3 separate regions of the Homo sapiens genome follow, and regions 2 and 3 are each linked to region 1. Evidence: read pairs that join two places in POLR2A ChIA-PET (ENCODE). Cell type or tissue: GM12878. All regions are shown on one strand.

The links. ChIA-PET counts read pairs that join two places held together with the same protein. Peaks named below come from ENCODE experiments on the same cell type or tissue, not always from the same donor. Only the 100,000 strongest peaks of a DNase experiment are listed, where the experiment ranks them.
Region 2: POLR2A ChIA-PET joins it to region 1 with 5 read pairs; 3 of 35 experiments call an interaction of 5 or more read pairs at or near these places.
Region 3: POLR2A ChIA-PET joins it to region 1 with 5 read pairs; 2 of 35 experiments call an interaction of 5 or more read pairs at or near these places.

Annotation. Positions count from the first base shown.
Region 1 is chr19:3,063,746-3,067,745 of GRCh38, forward strand. It overlaps LOC105372242 (a long non-coding RNA gene), which reads right to left. Exons shown (of 4, transcript XR_001754027.2): 3 at 2,988-3,081; 4 at 2,201-2,283. Among named protein-coding and RNA genes, the nearest start is that of TLE5, 3.3 kb to the left of the region's middle. RefSeq lists silencers at 2,026-2,215, 3,124-3,332. In GM12878, no CTCF peak of the experiment used is centred here; a DNase peak (open chromatin) is centred at 2,146; H3K4me3 peaks cover 661 bases; H3K27ac peaks cover 1,092 bases.
Region 2 is chr19:2,890,626-2,894,625 of GRCh38, forward strand. No RefSeq gene overlaps it. Among named protein-coding and RNA genes, the nearest start is that of ZNF57, 8.3 kb to the right of the region's middle. In GM12878, no CTCF peak of the experiment used is centred here; no DNase peak of the experiment used is centred here.
Region 3 is chr19:1,665,378-1,669,377 of GRCh38, forward strand. No RefSeq gene overlaps it. Among named protein-coding and RNA genes, the nearest start is that of TCF3, 15 kb to the left of the region's middle. RefSeq lists enhancers at 1,694-2,194, 3,567-4,000 and a silencer at 2,581-2,630. In GM12878, CTCF peaks have their summits at 227 (motif pointing right) and 3,139; a DNase peak (open chromatin) is centred at 3,656; H3K4me3 peaks cover 1,956 bases; H3K27ac peaks cover 2,161 bases.

The DNA of each region.
Region 1 (4,000 bases):
GCTAATTTTGGAGTTTTAGTAGAGACGGGGTTTCTCCATGTTGGTCAGGCTGGTCTTGAACTCCCGACCTCAGATGATCTGCCCGCCTCGGCCTCCCAAAGTGCTGGGATTACAGGCGTGAGCCACCGTGATCAGCTGTTTGTTTGTTTTTGAGATGGAGTCTCACTCTGTTGCCCAGGCTGGAGTGCAGTGATGTGATGTTGGCTGACTGCAGCCTCTGCCACCCGGATTCAAGTGATTCTCCTGCCTCTGCCTCCTGAGTAGCTGGGATTACAGGTGCGCATCACCACGCCTGGCTAATTTTTGTATATTTAGTAGAGACAGGTTTCACCATATTGGCCAGACTGGTCTTGAAATCCTGACATCAGGTGATCCTCCCGCCTCCACCTCCCAGAGTGCAGGGATTACAGGTGTGAGCCACTGCGCCTGGCCCTGGACTTGGGCTTTTGCTCTGAGTGAGGTGGGAATCCTGGAGAGCCGTGGGAAGAGGAGGGATGGGACCTGGTGGCGGTTATTAAAGGATCCCTCTCTCTGCCACGCAGAGAACAGGTCCCAAAGAGGCTACTGAAATAAGGCTATGACATTAAGGTCCCCCTTTGGCAGGTGCGAAACACAGTCTCTTCATCATCGTCATCCACTAGGCAGCCTGCTCCCTTGAATGAATGCAATTGATTTGGGCCTTGGGTGTTCCCATCTGTAAAATAGACTTGGAACCCCAGGCTCCTTACCTTGGCAGGTAAGGGTGATAGCCTTCAGTGATCAAGATTAATAATCTTTAAAGCAGTGTTTTAATATTTTTATTAAAAAAAAATTTTTTTTTTGAGGTGGAGTCTCACTGTGTGGCCCAGGCTGGAGTGCAGTGGTGCCATCTCGGCTCACTGCAAGCTCCACCTCCCGGGTTTATGCCATTCTCCTGCCTCAGCCTCCCGAGTAGCTGGGGCTACAGGCGCCCACCACCACGCCCGGCTAATTTTTTGTATTTTTAGTAGAGACGGAGTTTCACTGTGTTAGCCAGGATGGTCTCGATCTCCTGACCTCGTGATCTGCCTGCCTCGGCCTCCCAAAGTCCTGGGATTACAGGCGCGAGCCACCACACCCGGCCTAAAAAAATTTTTTCAGACACAGTCCTCTGTTGCATAGGCTAGAGTGCAGTGGTGCAATCATAGCTCACTGCAGCCTCCCACTCCTGGGCTCAAGTGATCCTCCGACCTCAGCATCCTGAGTAGCTGGGACTACAGGAGTGCACCACCATGCCCAGCTAATTTTAACATTTTTTGTAAGCCGGGAGCAGTGGCTCATGCCTGTAGTCCCAGCACTTTGGGAAGCCGAGGCCAGTGGATCACAAGCTCAGGAGTTCGAGACCAGCCTGGCCAACATGGTGAAACCTCGTCACTACTACAAATACAAAAATTACCGGGGTGTTTTGGCGGGCGCCTCTAATTCCAGCTACTTGGAGGCTGAGGCAGGAGAATCGCTGGAAGCTGGGAGGTGGTGGTTGCAGTGAGCCAAGATCGCGCCACTGTACTCCAGCCTGGGTGACAGAGTGAGACTCTGTCTCAAAAAAAAAAAAAAAAAAAAGATGAGGCTAGAAAGGATTAGGATTTTGGATTTTTAAGATTACTACTACTTGGTGGCCGGGTGTGGTGGCTCACACCTGTAATCTCAGCGCTTTGGGAGGCCGAGGCAGGCGGATCACCTGAGGTGAGGAGCTTGAGACCAGCCTGACCAACATGGAGAAACTCCGTCTCTACTAAAAATACAAAATTAGCCTGGCATGGTGGCTCACGCCTGTAATCCTAGCCACTTGGGAGGCTGAGGCAGGAGAATTGCTTGAACCTGGGAGGTGGAGGTTGCGGTGAGCCAAGATTGTGCCACTGCACTCCAGCCTGGGCGACAAGAGCGAAACTCTGTCTCAAAAAAAAAAGAAACAAAGAAACAGAGATTAATACTACTTAGTAACAGCCAAGCCTTCAACCAACCGCAACACCCTTGTTTTTCCTGCAGGGCCCTGAGAGACTGCGTTCCTAGACTGCCCCTGAAGCCAGTCCTGCCGCTAGCACCCCTGCCACCCCACCCCCACTGCCGTGGGGACCAGACACCCCCTCTCCTGGGAGGCCACCTGCCAGTGTTTATTTAGGCAGGCGCCTTCCGGTATCAGTGTGCCCGCCCAGTGACCAAACAGCCCCATTTTCGAAGCCCCCACACTGTCAGGGGAAGCAGAACTGGACACAGATACCTTGAGCACGGTGAGGTGAGGGCTGGGCCACCCACAGGGACCTAGGCCTGTGAAGGAGAGAGTCATTGTGAAATCATCGTTTTTAGAAAATAGGTTTTTTTTCTGCATAGAAGGCAGCCCAGAATGGTGGCCCACACTATAAATAATCAACCAAGCCACACAGGTCTGTATGTTTTTGCTCCGCACCAGGGGCTGCCTTAAGCACTTTAACCTTTAGGTACAGTTGTCACACCCATTTTAGAGATGGGGGGAAAACAGGCCGGCAGGGTGGCTCAGGCCTGTCATCCCAGCACTTTAGGAGGCCGAGGCAAGCAGATCACTTGAGGATCAGGAGTTTGATACTAGCCTGGCCAACATGGCGAAACCCCGTCTCTACTAAAAATACAAAAATTAAGGCGTGGTGGTGGGCGCCTGTAATCCCAGCTACTCTGGAGGCTGAGGCAGGAGAAGCGCTTGAACCCGGAAGGCGGAGGTTTCAGTGAGCCGAGATCGTGCCACTGCACTCCAGCCTGGGCGACAGAATGAGACTCTGTCTCCAAAAATAAAAAATAAAAAAAAAGAAAACGAAAAAAAATGGGGAAAGTGAGTCACAGAGAAGTGAAGTGACTTGGCCAAGTGGGTAGGGGGCAGAACCACGATGTTATCCCAGGCCTTTGATCTTGACCTTGGGCCTTTGAGCACTCTGCAGTGTGGCTTCTGGCCGGGACACGATGGCAGCACGTGCTGCTGGGCTGAGGAGCTGGGATTTTACCTGGAGGGCACTAGGGAGCCACAGGAGGTTTTAGAGCAAGATTCTTCAGTTAGCGCCATCGCATTCCACCCTGGGCGACAGAGGGAGACTCCATCTCAAAAAATAAAAGTAGATTGCATCAAAATAGTGTTTATCCTGATGACTTAGGTATTTGGCATCCCCTTAGCTTTTTTATTTTTTTTTGAGACAGGGTTCTTACTCTGTCACCCACGCTGGAGCGCAGTGGTGTGACTTCGGCTCACTGAAGCCTCGACCTCCCAGGCTCAAGCAATCTGCCCACCTCAGCTTCTCGAGTATCCGGGATGAAAAGCGTGTGCCACCACGCCCGGCTAATTTTTGTTTTTCATAGAGATGGGGTTTCACCATGTTACCCAGACTGGTCTTGAACTTCTGGGCTCCAGCAGTCTGCCCTCCTGGGCCTCCCAAAGTGCTGGGATTACAGGTGTGAGCCACCACGCCTGGCCCCTCTTAAGTTTGACACCTGAAAAAAGGACCTCACTCTCGGCCGGGCGGGCTCACACCTGTAATCCCAGCACTTTGGGAGGCCGAGGCGGGCAGATCATCTGAGGTCGGGAGTTCGCGACCAGCCTGACCAACATGGATAAACCCCGTCTCTACTAAAACTACAAAATTAGCCGGGCGTGGTGGTGGGTGCCTGTAATACCAGCTGCTCAGGAGGCTGAGGCAGGAGAATCGCTTGAACCCAGGAGGCAGAGGTTGCGGTGAGCCGAGATCACACCATTGCACTCCAGCCTGGGCGACAAGAATGAAACTCCATCTCAAAAAAAGAAGAAAAAAAAAAAGGACCTCACTCTCAAGTACACTCATCCTGGTCCTAGCCCTGCCTCAGTCAAATAGCAAAGTCTGCTTTTTGGACATTCTGGCCCAGATCATTCATTCTCTTGGGGGGCAAGGGGCGTCCTGGGCACTGCAGGGTGCTGAGCGGTGTCCCTGGCCTCTACTCACTCCATGCCAGGGGCACCCCCGAGATGTTCCGCCCACAGGTGTCCCCA
Region 2 (4,000 bases), 170 kb before region 1:
TGCTGGGATGACAGGCGTGAGCCACCATACCTGGCCGACTTGCTGTTTAATTCAGCAAAAAGGTGTTGTATTTCTGCTTTGCTGTGACATGTATCGGAAAATTGAGCATATGGAAATAATGAGTGTGAAGAGCAGCATGTGCTCCTGTTTGGGCATTATGCCTCATTAGAAAAAAATCTGGCCTTTCCGGAGGTTGCAGTGAGCCGAGATTGTGCCACTGCACTCCAGCCTGGGTGACAGGGTGAGACTCAGTCTCAAAAACAAAACAAAACAAAAACTACCATCTCCTATAAAAGGGCATTAAAATTTTCCAAAATTTGGGATTTTGAACACCGTCCCAATTTAGTATCAAAGTATTTTTGAGAATGCCAAATATCCTTTGATACTAAATTGGGACGCTGTTCAAAATGACACAGTGTCTGCAGCTCACCTTCATTATTCCTAGACTCTCCCTTACCATCCACAGCTCTTCTTGCATCTACCGGATCACCAAGAACTTGCACAGCTATCATTCTGCTTGTAGGAAAGGGCACATGCTGGATTAAAACCGTGCAGATGACCACATCCTTTTACAAACCAGGGGCAACTCTGTGGCTTCCTAGGCTACAGATTCTCTCAGACTACACTAGCAGCAAATTGAGAAGGCCACCTCTTTAATACAATTTACAATTCATTCAAAAGGACTCTATAAACAGCCACACTTGATGGCCCGAATAACTGGTGAGACTCTGGTGACCTTTTCACTTCATAGGTACATATCATATTACCTAAAGCTTTTGAGCATTGCAAAAATAAAGATGGACCGGCCAGGCATGGTGGCTCACGCCTGTAATCCCAGCACTTTGGGAGGCCGTGGCAGGCAGATCACGAGGTCAGGAGATCGAGACCATCCTAGCTAACACGGTGAAACCCCATCTCTATTAAAAATACAAAAAATTAGCCGGGTGTGGTGGCGGGCACCTGTAATCCCAGCTACTCAAGAGGCTGAGCCAGGAGAATCACTTGAACCTGGGAGGCGGAGGTTGCAGTGAGCCACGATTGCGCCATTGTACTCCAGTCTGGGCAACAGAGCAAGACTTCATCTCAAAAAATCAATCAATAAATAAAGATGGACCATGAGAGTTTTATTTTGTAGGAAATTATTACTCTGTTAACTCCATGAATGCAGGACTGGGTATCACTCCACACTATTTACAAACACCCTGAGCAGTCCCTGTGATAGTGTTTACTTAACACATACTGAGTGATGGAAATATAAATTAATAAATACATCCTCATTCTCCAATGCCCCACCATCCATAGAAAAAATGCAAAATACGTCCCTCTGTTTTCCCGATTATCTCCCTTGTGGATTATTTTCTTCCAAGACCCATTTTTTTTTTTTTTTCGGACGAAATCTTGGTCTGTCGCCAGGCTGGAGTGCAGTGGCAGGATCTCGGCTGACGGCAACCTCCACTTCCCGGGTTCAAGTGATTCTCCTGCCTCAGCCTCCCCAGTAGCTGGGATTACAGGTGCCTGCCACCAGGCCCGGCTAATTTTTGTATTTTTAGTAGAGACGGGGTTTCACCATGTTGGCCAGGCTGATCTCGATCTCTTGACCTCATGAACCGCCCACCTCAGTCCCCCAAAGTGCTGGGATTACAGGCGTGAGCCACCGCGCCTGGTCCCCAAGACCCGTATTTTTTATATCAAGTCTCTACTTGTTACATTAAAATCTTTACTTTTTAAAAAAAATCTCTTTTCCCAGAAAAATACACGCCCTCGAACTGCGAGGACTTATTCTATATTGAGAGCCTGCTGTGTCTTGATTACTTTTCAGCCTAATTTTTTGTTTTGAGCTTACAATGCCTGGTATATAAGAGAGGCTCAAAAAGTAGGATCAGGTTAAAATCATGGTCTTTGGGCTAGAAGGAATTTTTCTTTTCTTTTCTTTTCTTTTTCTTTTTCTTTTTTCTTTTCTTTTTTTTTTTTTTTTGAGACAGAGTCTTTCTCTGTTGCCCAGGCTGGAGTGCAGTAGCACAAACTCGGCTCACTCCCGGGCTCAAGTGACTTTCCTGCCTCAGCCTCCCAAGTAGCTGGAACTACAGGCACATGCCACTGCACATGGCTAATTTTTGTATTTTTTATAGAGATGGGGTTTCTCCATGTTACCCAGGCTGGACTTGAGCTGCTGAGCTCAAGTGATCCGCCCACCTCAGCCTCCCAAAGTGCTGGGATTACAGGCGTGAGCTACTATACCCAGCCTACGAAGACTTGTTCTGAATCCTGATCCTACCTTATAACTTGCTAGCTTTGTAATCTGTAAGTCTGTTACCCACAAAAGGAGACAATAAATGTATCTACATTATAGTTTTGGAAGATTAAGTGAATTTATATATGTTCATTGAATTATAGGAAACAAAACCATACCAGATATATGGTAAGCAATATTCAACTCTTTACATGGAAGGAAAAATCAGCCCTTGAGAACTGGGACCTGGCCTGGCATTCGTCCCACGCCACATGATTCTGTTGAACAGCAATGATTTTACACCACCCCGACATCAGATGGGGCCACGGGGTGAGAATGAGCAAAGCAAAAACAAGAGTGCAGGGAAGTTCTCCAGGTGGCCTGAGACTGACCCAATCTTCCCCACTCTTGACTGTAGCTCTCAAGAATAACTAGAATGTACTGGGAATGCAGCCGGGCACGGCGGCTGATGCCTGTAATCCCAGCACTTTGGGAGGCCAAGGTGGGCGGATCACCTGAGGTCAGGAGTTCGAGACCAGCCTGGCCAACATAGTGAAACCACGTCTCTACTGAAAATACAGAATTGGCCGGGCGTGGTGGCTCACGCCTGTACTCCCAGCACTTTGGGAGGCCGAGGCGGGCGGATCACGAGGTCAGGAGATCGAGACCATCCTGGCTAACACAGTGAAACCCCGTCTCTACTAAAAATACAAAAAATTAGCCGGGCATGGTGGCGGGCGCCTGTAGTCCCAGCTACTCAGGAGGCTGAGGCAGGAAAATGGCATGAACCTGGGAGGCGGAGCTTGCAGTGAGCCGAGATTGCGCCACTGCACTCCAGCCTGGGCGACAGAGCCAGACTCCATCTCAAAAAAAAAAAAAAAAAGAAAGAATGTACTGGGAATGCAACATTCCGAGATAAGCGGGGAGCTGGCTAGAACACTCAGGTTCTGCTCTAGTCCCCGCAAGAACAGGATGTTCTGCTTTAGCCCAGCATGTTCTCTTGCCCCTGAGGTATATCACCTGGGGCAGGCTGCCTTTTGGGGTCCCTAATATGGAGTGCAAGTGAGGCTCCATCTGCTCCATTTGAGACTCCATCTGCTCCAGGCAGCTGTCTGAGCCTTGGAGGAGCAGCTCACAATGAATTGTAGGCTTCTGTTGTCCCTTGCTGCCTATCTGTAAGTAATAAACCCATGAAATTCCATGTAACTCAACGAGTTCCATGTAACTTGTTGTATGTGGGTGTTCTCTCTCACCAGAGTCAGATAAGTTGCTAACCAGTGCACACTGAACCTGCTTCACAAAGAGTACTGTGTAATCATGTCATTACACGGAATAAAAAATTATGCAAACAGGCCAGGCGCTGTGGCTCACGCCTGTAATCCCAGCACTTTGGGAGGCCGAAGCAGGTGGATCACGAGGTCAGGAGTTCGAGACCAGCCTGACCAACATGGTGAAACCCCGTCTCTACTAAAAATACAAAAATTAGCTGGGCGTGGTGGCAGCCGCCTGTAATCCCAGCTACTCGGGAGGCTGAGGCAGGAGAATCACTTGAACCCGGGAGGCGGAGGTTGCAGTGAGCTGAGATCAGGCCATTGCACTCCAGCCTGGGCGACAGAGTGAGACTCTGTCTCAAAAAAAAAAAAAAAAAAGAAGAAAGAATACCAAATTTTTTTTTTTTTTTGAGATGGAGTCTCACTCTGTCACCCAGGCTGGAGTGCAGTGGTGCGATCTCAGCTCACTGCAACCTCCGCCTCCCGGGTTCAAGCGATT
Region 3 (4,000 bases), 1.4 Mb before region 1:
CCGAGATCGTGCCACTGCACTCCAGCCTAGGTGACAGAGTGAGACTCCGTCTCAAATAATAATAATAATAAATTAATAATAACAATTCTAGTCTCAATTTTACTTTTTTTTTTCAATAGAGGAAAGGACTCAGGATGGCAAAAGTGACTTGGTCCCAGACAGCCCTACAGGGCAGTCCTGCCCGGGAAGGAGCAGGTGCTCTCTGCTGCTGAGGCCCCTAGCAGAGGCTGGGCCTCTGGGTCTCCCAGCAGGTGGCAGGGGTGTGAGAAGGGGAGGCCCCTTTCCAGAGGCCAGGGACGGCCCCAAGGGCTGCCCGGGAGATACTGGGTCATGTGACCCCCCGGAGCCACCCCCTGAAGCTTGGTCTCAGGTTTTCTATTTGCTTCAGACTCTTGTTAGTCCCCCCCAGCTCCTGCTCCATCAGGCCTGGCCTCCTTATCACCCCGGCTGTCTGGGTGGGGGCATGGCCCCCTCGTAACCTCAGCTACCTGCAGGGCAGGGCAGAACCCCGGGTCTCCGGCCGGTCCGTGGCCGGTATGTACCTCACGCATACAGTCTGCACACTGGGCAGAGACAGACAAGAAATTCACCAGCCACTCCTCACTCCTGTCCTGACCCTGAACCTGACCCTGTCAGGGAGACCTGGGCTGAGACGGGATACAGAACTGGGTACAGGAGCCTGCAGCTAGGGCTGAGTCAGGGCAGGCCCAGGGGCACGGGAGGAATCCAGGGGACACAGCAAACTGGAGAGGGGCGGGAAGCATGTGCCCTGCACCTGGCCGGGCCCTACTTCTCCCTTCCTTCTCTTCCTCCTCTTCCTCCTCTTTTTTTTTTTTTTTTTTTTTTGAGAAGGAGTTTCACTCTTGTTGCCCAGGCTGGAGTGCAATGGCGTGATTTCAGCTCACCGCAGCCTCTGCCTCCCGGGTTCAAGCAATTCTCCTGCCTCAGTCTCCCGAGCAGCTGGGATTACAGGCACCTGCCACCACGCCCGGCTAATTTTGTATTTTTAGTAGAGACGGGGTTTCTCCATGTTGGTCAGGCTGGTCTCGAACTCCTGACCTCGGGTGATCTGCCCTCCTTGGCCTCCCAAAGTGCTGGGATTACAGGCGTGAGCCACCGCGCCCGGCCTCTCCTCCTCCTCCTTCTTCCTTCTTCTCCTTATTCGTTATTATTATTTTGAGACAAGTTCTTGCTCTGTCGCCCAGGCTGGAGTGCAGTGGCGCCATCTTAGCTCACTGCAAGCTCCGCCTCCCGGGTTCACGCCATTCTCCTGCCTCAGCCTCCCGAGTAGCTGGGACTACAGGCGCTCACCACCATGCCTGGCTAATTGTTTGTATTTTTAGTAGAGACGGGGTTTCACCGTGTTAGCCAGGATGGTCTCGATATCCTGACCTCGTGATCCACCTGTCTCGGCCTCCCAAAGTGCTGGGATTACAGGCGTGAGCCACTGCACCTGACCACACCCTGCTGATTTTTATTTTTTGTGTAGAGGGGGGTCTTGCTGTGTTGCCCAGGCTGGTCTCAAACTCCTGGCCTCAAGGAATCCTCCACTTCAGTCTCCCACAGCACTGGGATCCCAGGTGGGAACGCCCTGGCCTGGCTGACCCTGAACTTTTTTTTTTTTTTTTTTTTTGAGACGGAGTCTCGCTCTGTCGCCCAGGCTGGAGTGCAGCGGTGCCATCTTAGCTCACTGCAAGCTCCGCCTCCCGGGTTCATGCCATTCTCCTGCCTCAGCCTCCCGAGTAGCTGGGACTACAGGCGCCTGACACCACGCCTGGCTAATTTTTTGTATTTTTAGTAGAGATGGGGTTTCACCATGTTAGCCAGGATGGTCTCGATCTCCTGACCTCGTGATCTGCTCGCCTCGGCCTCCCAAAGTGCTGGGATTACAGGCGTGAGCCGCCGTGCCCGGCCGACCCTGAGCTTTATTTTGTCTCGGAGGACTCCACTGCCCTCCATGTCCGGCCTCCCGAGCCCCCTCTGCCCACCTCCCTCCAGCTGCGCTGGCCACCTCCTCGCTGCTGCTTGGACACCGTTTTCTCCCTGTGACCTCAGGGTCTGTGCCCAGGATGTCCCTCGGCCGGGAGCCGTTCCTCCCCACTCTCAGGCCCCTTTGCCGGTGTATCATCAGTTTATCGTTCCTCCCACTCTCAGGCCCCTGTTTCTCCCCCTTGCGCCTGTGGGGCTTGCCTGGCTCTGTAAGGGGAGCCCCGGGCCCAGCCTGGCCGCCCCACACCTCCAGCATCCATCTGGGGCCTGACACACAGTAGGTGCTCCATAAATGCACAGGCTAAGTTGGGGGGTTCCCCATCTTACAGGTGAGGAAACTGAGGCTCCGAAGAGGGCGGCCTGACAGGCATCTGGGAGCCCCGGCCCAGGCGAAGGTATTTCCTCCTGGCCCAGGGCGCCGTGGGGTCCCGGGGCAGCTGGTGGGGCCGCCAAAGGGTGGCCGTGTGTGTGGCGGTGGCAGCTGGGGCTCTGGCAGTGGGGGAGGGTGGGCGGGAGGCAGCAGCTGGTGGCTGGCCCCAGGCCAGCTGGAGCCTGTGCAGAGGGAGGGCGCTGGGTCGGCTCACGCTGCCTCTGGGTCCCCTTCTGAGTCCCCCTCAGCCTTTCTCGGTTGGTCTCCATCTCTGTCTTTGTCTCTCTGTCTCTGTCTCTTTCTGTCTGTTTCTCTCTGTCTTCTTTCTCTGTGCTCTCTCTGTGTCAGCCTCCCTGTCTCTGTCTCTTTCTCTTCCCCATCTCTGTCTGTCTTTTTGTCTCTGTCTCTGTTTCTTTCTGTCTCTGCGTATCTCTTTCTGTCCCTCTGTCTCTGTCAGTCTCTCTGTGTCTGTGTGTGTCTCCATCTCTCTCTGTCTCCATCTCTCTCGTTGTCTCTCTGTTTCTCTTTATCTCTTTCTGTCTCTCTCTGCCTGTCTCTCTGCCTCTCTGTCTCTCTGTTTCTCTGCCTGTCTCTCTCTCTGCCTCTCTGTATCTCTATCTCTCTGTCTCTTTGTCTGTTTCTGTTCTTCTCTGTCTCCTTCTCTGCTTCTCTGTCTCCTTCTCTTTCTGTTCCTATCTCTTGTCTTTTTCTCTGTCTCTCTCTGCCTCTCTGTCTCCCTCTGTCTCTGCCTCTCTCTCCTTCCCCTTCACACTGGGGACTCCCCTGACTGGCCCGGACAGGGGCTGGTTACACTGCTGCACCCTCTCTTCCAGACCTCCCGCTCCACCCCACTCCCTGCTGCCTGCACCCCTGCGTCAGCCAGCACCTCTGTGCTGGCATGAAGGTCTCTACCCACCGGGAGGAGCCCAGGACCCTCTCACGGGCTGGGGACCCTGTGCGCATCGCTCCCCCTGTGAGCCTGCATTTCCCCACATGCAGGGTGTTTGCAGAGCCCTCTCAGAGCGGTGCTCTGGGGAACCACAGGGCAGAGGTCTCAGCCCGTCGGGGCTCCCAGCCAGATGGGGAAGGAGAATTTCGAAGGAATCGCCTTACAGGCATTTGAAACTCTGCAGGCAGAGGCCAGGGGAATCCCGGGTGGAGGAGCAGGCAGGGTGAGGGCCCTGAGAGTCCCTCCCCGGGTTAGGAGCAGGCAGGGTGAGGGCCCTGAGAGTCCCTCCCCGGGCCACCCCCAGCCACACTCCCCCGTCACACAGGGAACCTGGCCCAGTTGCCCGTACCCACTGGTCCTGGGGAGGGCAGCTGGGAGGGGCTGTGTGTGCACTAGGGGGGCGGAGCTGGGACTCCCCCCAAGGACCCTCCCTTCCGGGATCTACACCCCTGATCCCCCCTCGCCAGCACATCCACCCACCACCCTCGCAGACAATAGAATTCATCACTGTAGAAACATCCTCTGGGGCTGGGGCTTAATCAGTTCCTGATTTGCATTTTTGCATATTAATGACAGCAGAGCTGCTAATTTTGGCACATGATTTTAAAGGTGCAGTAGCTCTGAAACTACGGAGGCGGTGAGGGGGTGAGGACCGGGGCCTTCCTCACCTGGCCTGGGGGGTGCTGGCCCTC